Regions from separate parts of the Homo sapiens genome. Here regions 1, 3 and 4 are each linked to region 2. The links are chromatin contacts, found by Hi-C or POLR2A ChIA-PET in ENCODE. All regions are on one chromosome and are shown on one strand. The core of a region is the stretch at or near the end of the contact, and the rest is flanking DNA. Distances in the headings are between cores, read along the strand shown.

Region 1 (2,700 bases), core at 123-2,622, 360 kb after region 2:
GGTTAGGTGTATTCAAAGCATTTTAGACTTTCAATATTTTCAATTTACAATGGCTTTTATAGGGATGTCACTCCACCGTAGGTCGAGGAGAATATGTAGTCAAGTTGCCTGGTCATGAGCACATTTTAGGTCAAGGTGTGTTTTACGCAGCTTCTAGGGTTTGCTCCTTCCTTTTGAGTTTGAGCCTGGGGGTGTGGGTTGAGGATAAAGAGTAGGTGTGGGCCAGGAGTGGTGGCTCACATCTGTAATCCCAGCACTTTGGGAGGCCGAGGTGGGAGGATCTCCTGAGCCCAGGGGTTCGAGATCAGTCTGGGGAAGGGACGAGACCTTGTCTCTACAAAATTAAAATAAAAATAAATAAATTAGCCAGGCCTGGTGGTGCATGCCTGTAGTCCCAGCTACTCAGGAGACTGAAGCAGGAGGATCACTTGAGCCCAGGACTTTGAGGCTGCAGTGAGCTATGATCACGCCACTGCACTCCAGCATGAGCAATAGAGTGAGACCCTGTCTGTATTGAGAGAGAGAGAGAGAGAGAGAGAGAGAGAGAGAGAGAGAGAGAGAGACACACACAGAGAGACAGACAGAGAGAGAACAAAGAGCAGGTGTGATCGGAGCTCAGGAAATCCTCCCTCTGGTAAGTAGTCTCAGCCTTCTATTGAGGCTGCCACCACAGTGCCATCCACAGCTTTTGCAGACCATGACATACGCAAACTGTTGTAAAATTTTGGCAGTGCTCATAGTCTCAGAGCCAAGCTTTGAAACAGAGAGGCAGCAGGAGACAGTGGGAGGAGGGTGGGATTAGAGACAGAAGGTCTCCGGGTTTGAATCTTTTCTCTCTATTGGCTGGTTGTGTGACTCTTGTCTCAGCTTCTTGGGCTGTACAAAGAGAAAACTAACACCTGCCTTAGAGACTTGTGATGATTTAATGTAGAGTGTGTGACATGTTATTGGATATTAGCAATTGCTGATATTTATAATGAAGAGCACTGGAAGCTGTCACAGTTCTCATAGTTTATTTTGCATTTGCTCCTCAGCATCCTCTGCTCATCTCAGTGTCTGTGTGGTCTTAGTGGGATGCTGACTATATTAATACTTGTAAACTTTACTCATTTTCCATCTCAAATGGGACAAGGGATAAAAATTATTTTTTATATTGTATATTTATTTAGTAAGTGAGCACTTTCCATTTTAGGCACTGGAGACACAGAAATGAAAGAGACAACGTGCCCTCAAGGATCTCACAGTGTGTGGTGAGGTGGACACACACACACATATCTAAGCACATGACAGTGAGAGGCACGTGGTCACGAGGTTGTGACGTGGAGCTGAGAGCTCAGAGGAAGGGCTTTGGATCAAGTGTGGTCAGACCACACTCGGCCATGAAAGTCTTTGAAGGTGGGGAAGGGGTGAAGATGGTGAGGGGATTCCACGGCTGGGAGAGGTACACTCCCTACACGTTCTAACCAACTGGCCGTGGGGAGGAAGCTGGAGGTCAGGACACAGGTAGGGCCTGGGTTTTTGCCTCATGTGACTGGGTGGATGGTCACAATTCGGCCATGCTGTCTTTGAACTCAACACCACCAAAATCATAGGATATTCCTAGTAATGTTGATTTCCACTAGATTACTTTTGTTACCAGAGTTTTAAGGGCAGAAGTCTTTGTCCCTTTTTTTCTCTAACAGGAAGCCATTCTGGGCCATTTATTTGCCGTTAACTTACACAGCCCACTGGAGAGTGGAGGGGTGTGAATGTGGGAGCCTGGGTGAGGGCTGCACCGGACTGTCACCAGGACAGTCCTCAATGCTGCCTGACTTAGCCACATTGCCAAAAACATACACCCATAGGTTATGAAATATTCAATACTGTATTGTATGGGAGAAATACAAAGAGGAGAAAGAACTGGGTTGAAAAGGTGGTCTGGTCAGGTATCTCAACCCACTGGCTTATAGACCAGGAACCACTCTAGACAATGCATGTAAGGAACAGAAATGGGAAACAAAAACATTTAAATTGTATTTTTCTCTGATTGCAATAAACTTGGAGGAAAGCTATTTTCTTACTTTGAGCTTTTCTTCCAATTATGATGAATGCAGAGATTAATTACAAAGGACCCGGATAAACTAAAACTCATCTACAGCATTTTTTTTTTTTTTGAGATGGAATCTCGCTCTGTTGCCCCGGCTGGAGTGCAGTGGCGCGATCTCGGCTCACTGCAAGCTCCGCCTCCCGGGTTCACGCCATTCTCCTGCCTCAGCCTCCTGAGTAGCTGGGACAACAGGCACCTGCCACCACGCCCAGCTAATCTTTTTTGTATTTTTAGTAGAGACGGGGTTTCACCTTGTTAGCCAGGATGGTCTCCATCTCCTGACCTCGTGATCTGCCTGCCTTGACCTCCCAAAGTGCTGGGATTACAGGCGTGAGCCACCGCGCCCGGCCTCTACAGCATATTTTAAAAGGCAAAAAGGTATTTTAAAATTCATGTTGGAAGACGTGGGCTCTAGCTGGGGCTGAGACAGATGATTCAACTATATTTTTTATTTTACTGCGCACTGAGGGTTGAAGCTGAAGAGCATGCATGCTTACCATTGTGTGTGCACATGTGTGTATGTGTGTCTTACACCAAAGACTGAAATCTCAAAAAAGCCCCAGGGAGCAGGTGTAACTATTATGCTACAAATGAACAGGTGTATTGTGGATCGC
Region 2 (2,700 bases), core at 148-2,647:
GTCTCTGTACATGTATGCGGGTTGAATAATGGAATCCTTGCCAATTTACAGGGCCAAGGGAGCCCTGTGTGAAATCATAATGGCTCAAGAAAATGGTGGCCTAAATAAGCCATTTGTTCCCTCTCTGAGCTACAACTTTGTTGTGTGTAATTTAGTATAAAAATGTTTGGGTCAGAAAGCCACAAAGTGTAGTTCTTGTAGAAAACATACTTGGAGTGTGTGAAGCTGAGCCTTTCTGGTGCAGAGGCTGAGGGGGAGGCTTGCTCTGTGCCCAGAAGGCTACATCACCAGCATCTGTCCACACTCAAGATGGGGGAAAATAGAATATCCCAAAGTGATTAAATACTCAAAGTTCCAAAAACGTGACAGCATGTCAATGTTCAGTAATCACCATAAAGCTACAGCAGCTGCCCTTAGTAATTACTCTTTTTTTCTCTATCTTAATAAATATAAAACACAAAGCCACTGGAGATAGTTATGAAAGTGGTCTGAGGCAGCCCTAACTCAGAACTTTAGGAAGACAGCTCTACACAATTCTCCCTTTTCCAGATCTAGGTATCCTGCTTGTTTTTTGTTGTTGTTGTTGTTTTTAACTAATAGCAGGAATAATGGAAATGCAAACGCTGAACAGGACAATTTTCCTCTCTCTCTCTCTCTTTCTGAAGTATACACTGCATATGAAAAATGCTTCCAAAATTATACGTGCTAGAGAAAAAGAAGGTATCACCAAAAAAAAAAGTTTCTTCAGGAGAAAAAAAGAAAAAAGTAATATAGAGGAAAAATAATAAGATGATTTTTTCTACGCACCTCCCAAAATCACTTTCTTTTTAGACTGCAGATGACTGGTAACTTCAATTGCACTGCAGATGTTAGAAAAGCCCAGTATCTGAGTAAATGTGTATATCATGTTCCCTTTCTAGTCTTCTCACCTTCCACCCCTTGCCTGGCCACATTAATTAATAGTTAAAATGCTGATCATAGACACTTCGGTGAGGGTTTTAGCAAAACCTTCAAGTTGCAGCCCTGGCTCTAAAAATGGGACTGGTAATCACCACAAAAGTGAAAGACTAAGAGGAGGAAAACCCCAAATTTACACAGAAATACACACAACCCTATACATTCAAATAAAAAGAAGAAAATAAAGATAAGGTAAAAGTGTTTGTGCATGCGCACACACAGACACAATTGTTTAAGCCTGACTTCCAAACAACCATCAAAGAAAATCTCCCCTTCTGTTCTTCCCTGAGTGAAGGGCTTTCCTTACCATTCTGGACCACGCTGATGAGGGTGACGATGGCCAACAGGACAACATTGCCTACAGTTTCTTGATCCATGTTTGCTTCAGGCTCCCCAGAGAGGACTGCTCTGCCTCCAGCTGCACAACCTGCCCTGTACAGGAAGGGGAAGTGAGAGCTTGCACTCTTTCATCATTACAATTTCTGAAGATCCCCGGCACAATTACACAGTGCCTTCTTCTTCCTTTTTTTTTTTTTTTTTTTTTTTTTAACTAACCACCAAAATGCCCTGGCTGTGGTTCAGTGTGTCCCACCAGGAGAAGCAGGGCTTGGCAGAGGAGCACGCAAAGCCAGCACACTCTCCTACATTTCCTTGTCATGGGAAACTTCCCTGAGAGTCTCCAGAATGAATCCTGGACCCAAGACCATGACCAGCACGAGCCCAGCACAGGCACCAGAGAATCTGGAAGCTGCCATCATCTCTGACTTCAGCAAAGAGAAAGAAGGGAAAGTAAACCCAAAACTTTCAGGTCAGACAGAGTGGCATAAACCTGTAACCCCAGCATTTTGGGTGGCTGAGGTGGGAAGATTGCTTGGGCCCAGGACTTTGAGGCTACAGTGAGCCAATGATTATGCCACTGCACTCCAGCCTGGGCAACAGAGCAAGACTGTCTCACACACACACACACACGCACACACAAATGTAAAATGAAACTTTAAAAAAATGTATAGAACACCAAAAGATCTGTGCCCCAAATACTGTCCTTCTTTTTTTGAATTCCAAGAAAAAAAGTGAACACTTAACACACGGTAAGTAGCAGCCACATAAGGTTTGAATGAAGGAAGGAATAAATGGCAGTGGGGAGGGACAGCTGATATCTCCATTTCTTCAGAGAAAAGTAATAAAGGGAATTCATAAATTAAACCAAAGAATTCAAACCAAACCAAAGAATTCAGGTAAAAGGCAGAAATGGAGTTACAGATGATCCCTAAGGGAAATTCCCAAAGGGAACTGACTTTTCTGAGGCAATCGCAGAAACACCTTCCTGGAAATTCTTTTCAACTGAATAAGAGTAGAGTGGCTGTGCTTTCTGAGAAAGTATAAGAGTGGACCTGCTGGGTGGGTGAGGTGGCTGCCTGGTATTCTGCAGCTCAGATCAGTGTGAATGGCAATCCCTCTGAGGTTACATGGAAAATGCAAAATACCTGCAATCTTTGTCCCAGACTTAGCTATTTGGCATTGGTTAAGAGGTGCTTTTATCAAAACTTCACTTTGAAAGGGAACATGGACCACTGTAACTAGTGGCAGCAGGGAGGGCTGCATCTCGGCACGGAAGAGGTCAGTGTAGGGGAAGATATTGCTCCCTCATAGGTACAGTGCCAGAGGCCCGCTTCAATGCCCTCGGTTCAGCTGAGAGAGAAAGGCTGATGAAGGCAGCGTGCAGAGTTGTGTGCGGGGAAGCCA
Region 3 (2,700 bases), core at 128-2,627, 340 kb before region 2:
AACTCTCTTCCATCATGTGTGACTTCAGCTATGAGTTGAGGGATAATTGGTTTTGTTTGAGTGTTGTGCATGTTACTACAAGTTACCAGTCCAAATATTTTTCAGGAATCATGGAGAAGAATTTTCTGTTTAGGAAGTTTCAGTCAGGTGTAGTGGCTCACACTTATAATCCCAGCACTTTGGGAGGCTGGGCAGGAGGATAGCTTGAGCCCAAGAGTTCAAAACCAGCCTGGGCAACATCATAGCAAGACCGTGTCCCTACAAAAAATGAAACAAATTAGCTGGGTGTGGTTGTTCATGCCTGCAGTCCCAGCCACTTGGAAGACTGAGTTAGGAGGATCACTTGAGCCCAGAAGTTTGAGGCTGCAATGAGCTATGATCATGCCACTGCACTCTAGTCTGGGCAACAGAGCAAGATCCTCTCTCTAAATTTTTTTAAAATAAATAAATAGAAAAGTTCAACCAGAGTGAATGTATGCTTAATCTGGAAGGATGAGTGCAGCTCCATCCAGTAGACCCTTGTCAAATAGAACTCTAACACAGATCTGCTTAATTTTCAAGATTAGTGGGAAGTCTCTATTTTTGTTAGAAAGTTCCAGAACTTTAAATATTACCCGGTTTCAAAACATGTTTTAAGGCTGGGCGCGGTGGGTCACGCCTGTAATCCCAGCACTTTGGGAGGCTGAGACAGGTGGATCACGAGGTCAGGAGATCGAGACCATCCCAGCTAACACGGTGAAACCCCGTCTCTACTAAAAATACAAAAAATTAGCTGGGCATGGTGGCAGGCACCTGTAATCCCAGCTGCTCGGGAGGCTGAGGCAGGAGAATGGCGTGAACCCAGGAGGCGGAACTTGCAGTGAGCCGAGATCATGCCACTGCACTCCAGCCTGGGTGACAGAGCGAGACTCCGTCTCAAAAAAAACAAAACAAAACATGTTTTAAATACTGTGCTTATCCATGGCTGCCTTAGCTCATGCTGCCTCTTGGGACCCTGGGTTTAGGGGCATGTCACTATACTGTAGTTCAAGGATGTGTCCAGGAAGGGGAAAGGGTGCTCTCTTAGTCTGTTTGTGTTGCTACAAAGGAAGAACTGAGGTTGTATAATTTATTAATAAAAGGGGCTTATTTAGCTCCTAGTTCTGCAGGTTGTATGTGAAGCATGGCATCAGCATCTGCTCCTGGTGAGGACCTCAAGCAGCCTCCACTCTTGGCAGAAGGCAAAGGGGAATCAGTGTGTGCAGAGATCACATGGCAAGAGAGGAAGCAAGAGAGAGGAGGCAGTGCCAGGTTCTCTTGTATAATCACATCTCACAGGAACTAATTGAGTGAGAACTCACTCTTTACTGTGAAGATGGCATCACAGCCACTCATGAGGGCTCCTCCTCCATGCCCCAAACACCTTCCATTGGGCTTTACCTCAACATTGGGGATCAAATTTCAACATGAGATTTGGAGGGGACAGTTGTCCAAACTGAAGCAGGATATCTCATCTTTCTACTTCTCCTGAGCTCTCTGACTGGCCCAAAGACCTGACCTCAAGAAGGGCTGCTCTTTCTTCCATGAGTTCTGATAGAGAGCGTCAAGTCATTTCCCAATGACTCACGTGTGTGATTTCCACATAATTTGGGGCTGCAATCTGAGTCTTGGACCACCCCTGGCCAGTCTATTGACAGTGACCGGAGGTAACAACTATGCTGTCTGTGGCATCTTTCCACAGTGGTGAATGGCTAGTTGGGTAGGGTGACTGGCTGGTCACTCTGGCCCTGTCCTTCCCTTTCTCCTTCAACAAACAGTAGGAAGGTAAACAGCCTTTAACTTGCAGCTCTTCATTTGCCAGGCAGTGGGGAGGGAGGATAAGTGGTGAGTGTAATTGCTTAAGACAGCAGAGTCAGCCTGAGACTCCGGGTGAGCACTTAAAGTGTCAAAGCAATGCAATAAACCTTCCTCAAACAGCAGTTTGACACAGTCACCCTTCTTGTTATGAGCAGAGATCTGAAACTTCTAAGCAGGTGTGTCACTTTATTTTTATTTTCTTAAAGGAAGGAGAGAGCAGCTAGTTCATTTGCATGATTTCTAGCAGTTCTTTTCTGAAACAGCCAGACAGAGACACATGGTTAAATGGTTGTCATGGAAACCAGAGAGCATAGCTCTCCTCCAAGGTCTAAAGGAAGGATGATGAAAAGTTTAAGTAATCACCATGGAAACCTAGAGCAGATTCAAGGCGAGTCAGATCCCCAGCACAGTAACCAGCAGGTAAGTCTTCAGAAACTGGGGCCCTGGTGGAAGGGTGATGCTGACTGTCCACTGTGGCTTATAGCATCAGGGCCAGCCCAGATGCCACCTCCACAGTCATAGGCCCAGAGCTCCCCACAGGGTTGGCAGTGAGATGAGTGTGTTCCCTCAAAGCTCAGACTTTCACTTTTCATGATTCGAGGTGGATCTTGGAGACTCTCTTGCCTGCCCTTCCCTGTCTCTTACCTCTTTGCATCCACAGTATGATGGGAACCCACGGATCTGTTGTCACAAAACAGAACCCTGTTCAGATTTGCAGGTAGGAAGACACTCAAGGCCCAGCCCTGGTTTATCTATGGACTTGACCAAGACACATCCCCTTTCATGTTCATTAATAACAAAAATGAAGCCAGAGATTCTGGCATTAAATAAACAAAAGCACTTGAAAGCACTTCCTGACTGCAG
Region 4 (2,735 bases), core at 200-2,699, 340 kb after region 2:
AAGACATTATGTTAAGTGAAATAAGTCAGTCACATAAGGACAAATACTATGTGACTCTAGTTATATGAGTGTCTAGAGACAACAGCAGAATGGTGGTTACCAGCGGGTAGGGGAATGGAAAATGGAGAGTTAATGTTTAATTGGTCCTAGGCTTAGTACCTGCATGACGAAATAATCTGTACAACAAACCCCTGTGACATGAGTTTGCCGGTGTAACAAACCTGCACATGTACCCCTGAACCTAAAATAAAAGTTAAAAAAAAAAAAAAAAGAAAGAAAGAAAAGTGCCCTTTGCGGTTCCACACAGAGGCGCCAGCCTTGGGCTGAGAGAACTCACTGGTTTGATGGTTATTGGATCGCTCATTAGAGATAACCAAAGCTATTGTTCCTCCCTGATCTTGCCTCTGTAGTTGAGTCATCACCCTTAGAGGCAGAAGAAAGCAAATTATAGCAGGGCTTCTTCAGCATTGGGGTGGGGAAAGTATTAAAACATGCATGGTAAAGATGTCACCTTCTTGGTCGTGGAAAAGCCCTCCTGGGGTAAATCTGCATATATTTGCATATATATATGCACGCATACATCCTAACCTGAAGGGAACATCCAGCTCTTCTCACCTACAAAAAGATGAATCCTTCTGATGTCTCTTTTACAGGGTATGTGGACAATAAAAATTTAACTATTAATGTTGTAGAAATCTAAGGGAAAAAAATCGCAAAATGAACGTGCCATTTAAATTTTAAATTTAAAAACGTCATTTTTAGTGTAAATTCTTTATAGGTAGATAAGAGCATATCTTGAAGACTTTTTAGGAAGGGAGAAGGGGAAATAGTAAAAGGTAACGTCAATCCTAAATCTTTATTTGAAAAGGAGACTGGATCTGTTTTTTTCTCTAACATCAATCCTAAATCTTTATTTGAAAAGGAGACTGGATCTGTTTTTTTCTCTAACATCAATCCTAAATCTTTATTTGAAAAGGAGACTGGATCTGTTTTTTTCTCTAACATCAATCCTAAATCTTTATTTGAAAAGGAGACTGGATGTTTTTTTCTCTAACGTCAATCCTAAATCTTTATTTGAAAAGGAGACTGGATTTGTTTTTTTTTCTCTAATTGTGTGCTGGGCAGTAGTTCTACCTTACTGTACCAAGGGGACTAACAGGGTTTGGAGAAACTAGGCTTCATCTTTTTCCAGGATCATCAGACACTTTCCAGGGGGAAAATGGACTTTCACTTTGGAAAATATAAAATCGTGTTTGTTTTACCTTACGAAACAACTGGAGCCTCTGGAAGACGAGGCTGTACGGTGCGTTGTGTAACCCGCCTGGGGAATCACGTTGCACAGACAAGTCCCACAGGCTTTTACTGCAATAATAAGCTTGATCTTCTTATTCAAATACAAGTAACAACCACAGCCGGCTCCAAGTCACGTGTCCAGGTCACATGGCACACAGACGCAGAAGCCGACTGGCAATCATTAGCCAATGCTTACTACCAGGAAGAAAATCCTGGCATTAAAGACACGAACTCAGTTTTTATAAAACAACCAGGACTGCAAGAGAAGGCATTTGATGTGGGGGTAGGGTGTCATTCTTGTTAAGTGCTTTCCAAGGAAAGGAAAAGAGCCAACACACACTCCCTCCTTTCGCTCTTCTCCCAGAACTTTCCAAACTTGCCCAGCGTAGCCGCCTTTTCCAAACCTGGAGGAGTGCTGGGCTGCAGCATCCGCAGCTCAGGTCTGGGAGCGAGAGGGAGGGGCGGGCTGACTTGGCTCTGGGTCCTAGCCCTTGGGAAATGGAGGGCTGAATTCAGAGCTGAATTTAGTAGAAAGCCAAGTTTTCTCTTCCTTATGAAATTAATGCTTCTGGGTCGATGGAGTTTGGGGAGGGGCGAGGGGTGAGAAGAAGCACTGTGAGCTATGGGGTCCGTCTGGACTTTTTGTTAACATGAAAAACAACATCCAGAATGTGGCTTCTTTAAGTTTTTCTGTGGTAAGAACAGAAACTGCAAGGACTCTGCCTACCTGAATGTTTCCTTGTTCAGCCGTTTGAATTTAGAAAGAAGTTCTTTCACTTTCTCTAACTTGTATAGTGTTACTTTGTGCTTCCAAAAACTGCAGTGATCGAACTGAGTTTGTTTAATTTAGTGTGGAAGTGACAATAGTGGGTGTGAATGAAGAGTTTAGAATCTGCTGGAGGGAAGGGGTAAAGTACAGATAAAAGGCTTTAACGGAAAATTGACAGCCTTTTTTTTTTTTTTTTAACAATCTAGGCGTGTTTTATTTCACAATGCACAGAAAGTGCTTTACCCAAACACTGCAGAACAGACGCAGCCTTAAAAGAAAATCTATTGGTATAGTCAGGATTCTCAATCCTATTTCATTTCGCTCTTTTCAGAAAGAACAACCATACAAAGAATTTCACTGTGTCACTGAAATATAATTATTTCACAAAATTTAGTTAGGAAGTTTGGTTTTCTCCCTCTTCATCTTTTTCTCCATCCTACCCTCTTCAAAAAGCTAAAATACGCCTGTAATCTCAGCACTTTAGGAGGCTGAGATCAGGAGTTCGAGACCAGCCTGGCCAACATGGTGAAGCCCCATCTCTACTAAAAATACAAAAAAAATTATCTGGGCATGGTGGTGTGTGCCTGTAATCCTAGCTACTCGGGAGGCTGAGGCAAGATAATTGCTCAAACCCGGGTGGCAGAGGTTGCAGTGAGCTGAGATTGCGCCACTG

The links. A loop is a pair of places that touch in the nucleus more often than their neighbours do. ChIA-PET counts read pairs that join two places held with the same protein, here RNA polymerase II (POLR2A). Pooled maps may share reads with other maps.
Region 1: a loop to region 2 is called in a map of CD8-positive, alpha-beta T cell, with 4 times the contacts of the local background. The contact joins the promoter of LINC00426 here to the promoter of ALOX5AP in region 2. A Hi-C loop is called at or near these places in 7 of 168 maps with a recorded cell type or tissue (B cell, CD4-positive, alpha-beta T cell, CD4-positive, alpha-beta memory T cell and 4 more), 26 of 37 single-sample maps with no recorded cell type and 16 of 50 pooled maps. POLR2A ChIA-PET finds 5 or more read pairs at or near these places in 4 of 52 experiments (B cell, CD4-positive, alpha-beta memory T cell, CD8-positive, alpha-beta memory T cell and 1 more).
Region 3: a map of OCI-LY7 shows a loop between it and region 2 (14-fold over the local background). The contact joins the enhancer-like site here to the promoter of ALOX5AP in region 2. A Hi-C loop is called at or near these places in 1 of 168 maps with a recorded cell type or tissue (OCI-LY7), 4 of 37 single-sample maps with no recorded cell type and 9 of 50 pooled maps.
Region 4: a pooled map shows a loop between it and region 2 (5-fold over the local background). The contact joins the enhancer-like site here to the promoter of ALOX5AP in region 2. A Hi-C loop is called at or near these places in 10 of 50 pooled maps. POLR2A ChIA-PET finds 5 or more read pairs at or near these places in 2 of 52 experiments (CD8-positive, alpha-beta memory T cell and MCF 10A).

The regions. Positions count from the first base shown.
Region 1 is chr13:30,372,586-30,375,285 of GRCh38, reverse strand. It overlaps LINC00426 (long intergenic non-protein coding RNA 426), which reads left to right and starts at 1,372. Exons shown (of 5, transcript NR_024464.2): 1 at 1,372-1,503.
Region 2 is chr13:30,734,240-30,736,939 of GRCh38, reverse strand. It overlaps ALOX5AP (arachidonate 5-lipoxygenase activating protein), which reads right to left and starts at 1,397. Exons shown (of 5, transcript NM_001629.4): 1 at 1,265-1,397. The coding sequence starts at 1,334. The region is part of intron 2 of LOC124903146 (a long non-coding RNA gene); the gene reads left to right.
Region 3 is chr13:31,073,553-31,076,252 of GRCh38, reverse strand. No RefSeq gene overlaps it. Among named protein-coding and RNA genes, the nearest start is that of LINC01066, 79 kb to the right of the region's middle. Within about 2 kb of position 1,377, at least 4 of the 41 ENCODE cell types and tissues checked have a DNase peak (open chromatin) inside an H3K27ac peak, as active enhancers do; they include OCI-LY7, where a contact is called at or near this core.
Region 4 is chr13:30,394,310-30,397,044 of GRCh38, reverse strand. No RefSeq gene overlaps it. Among named protein-coding and RNA genes, the nearest start is that of LINC00426, 22 kb to the right of the region's middle. Within about 2 kb of position 1,449, at least 40 of the 41 ENCODE cell types and tissues checked have a DNase peak (open chromatin) inside an H3K27ac peak, as active enhancers do.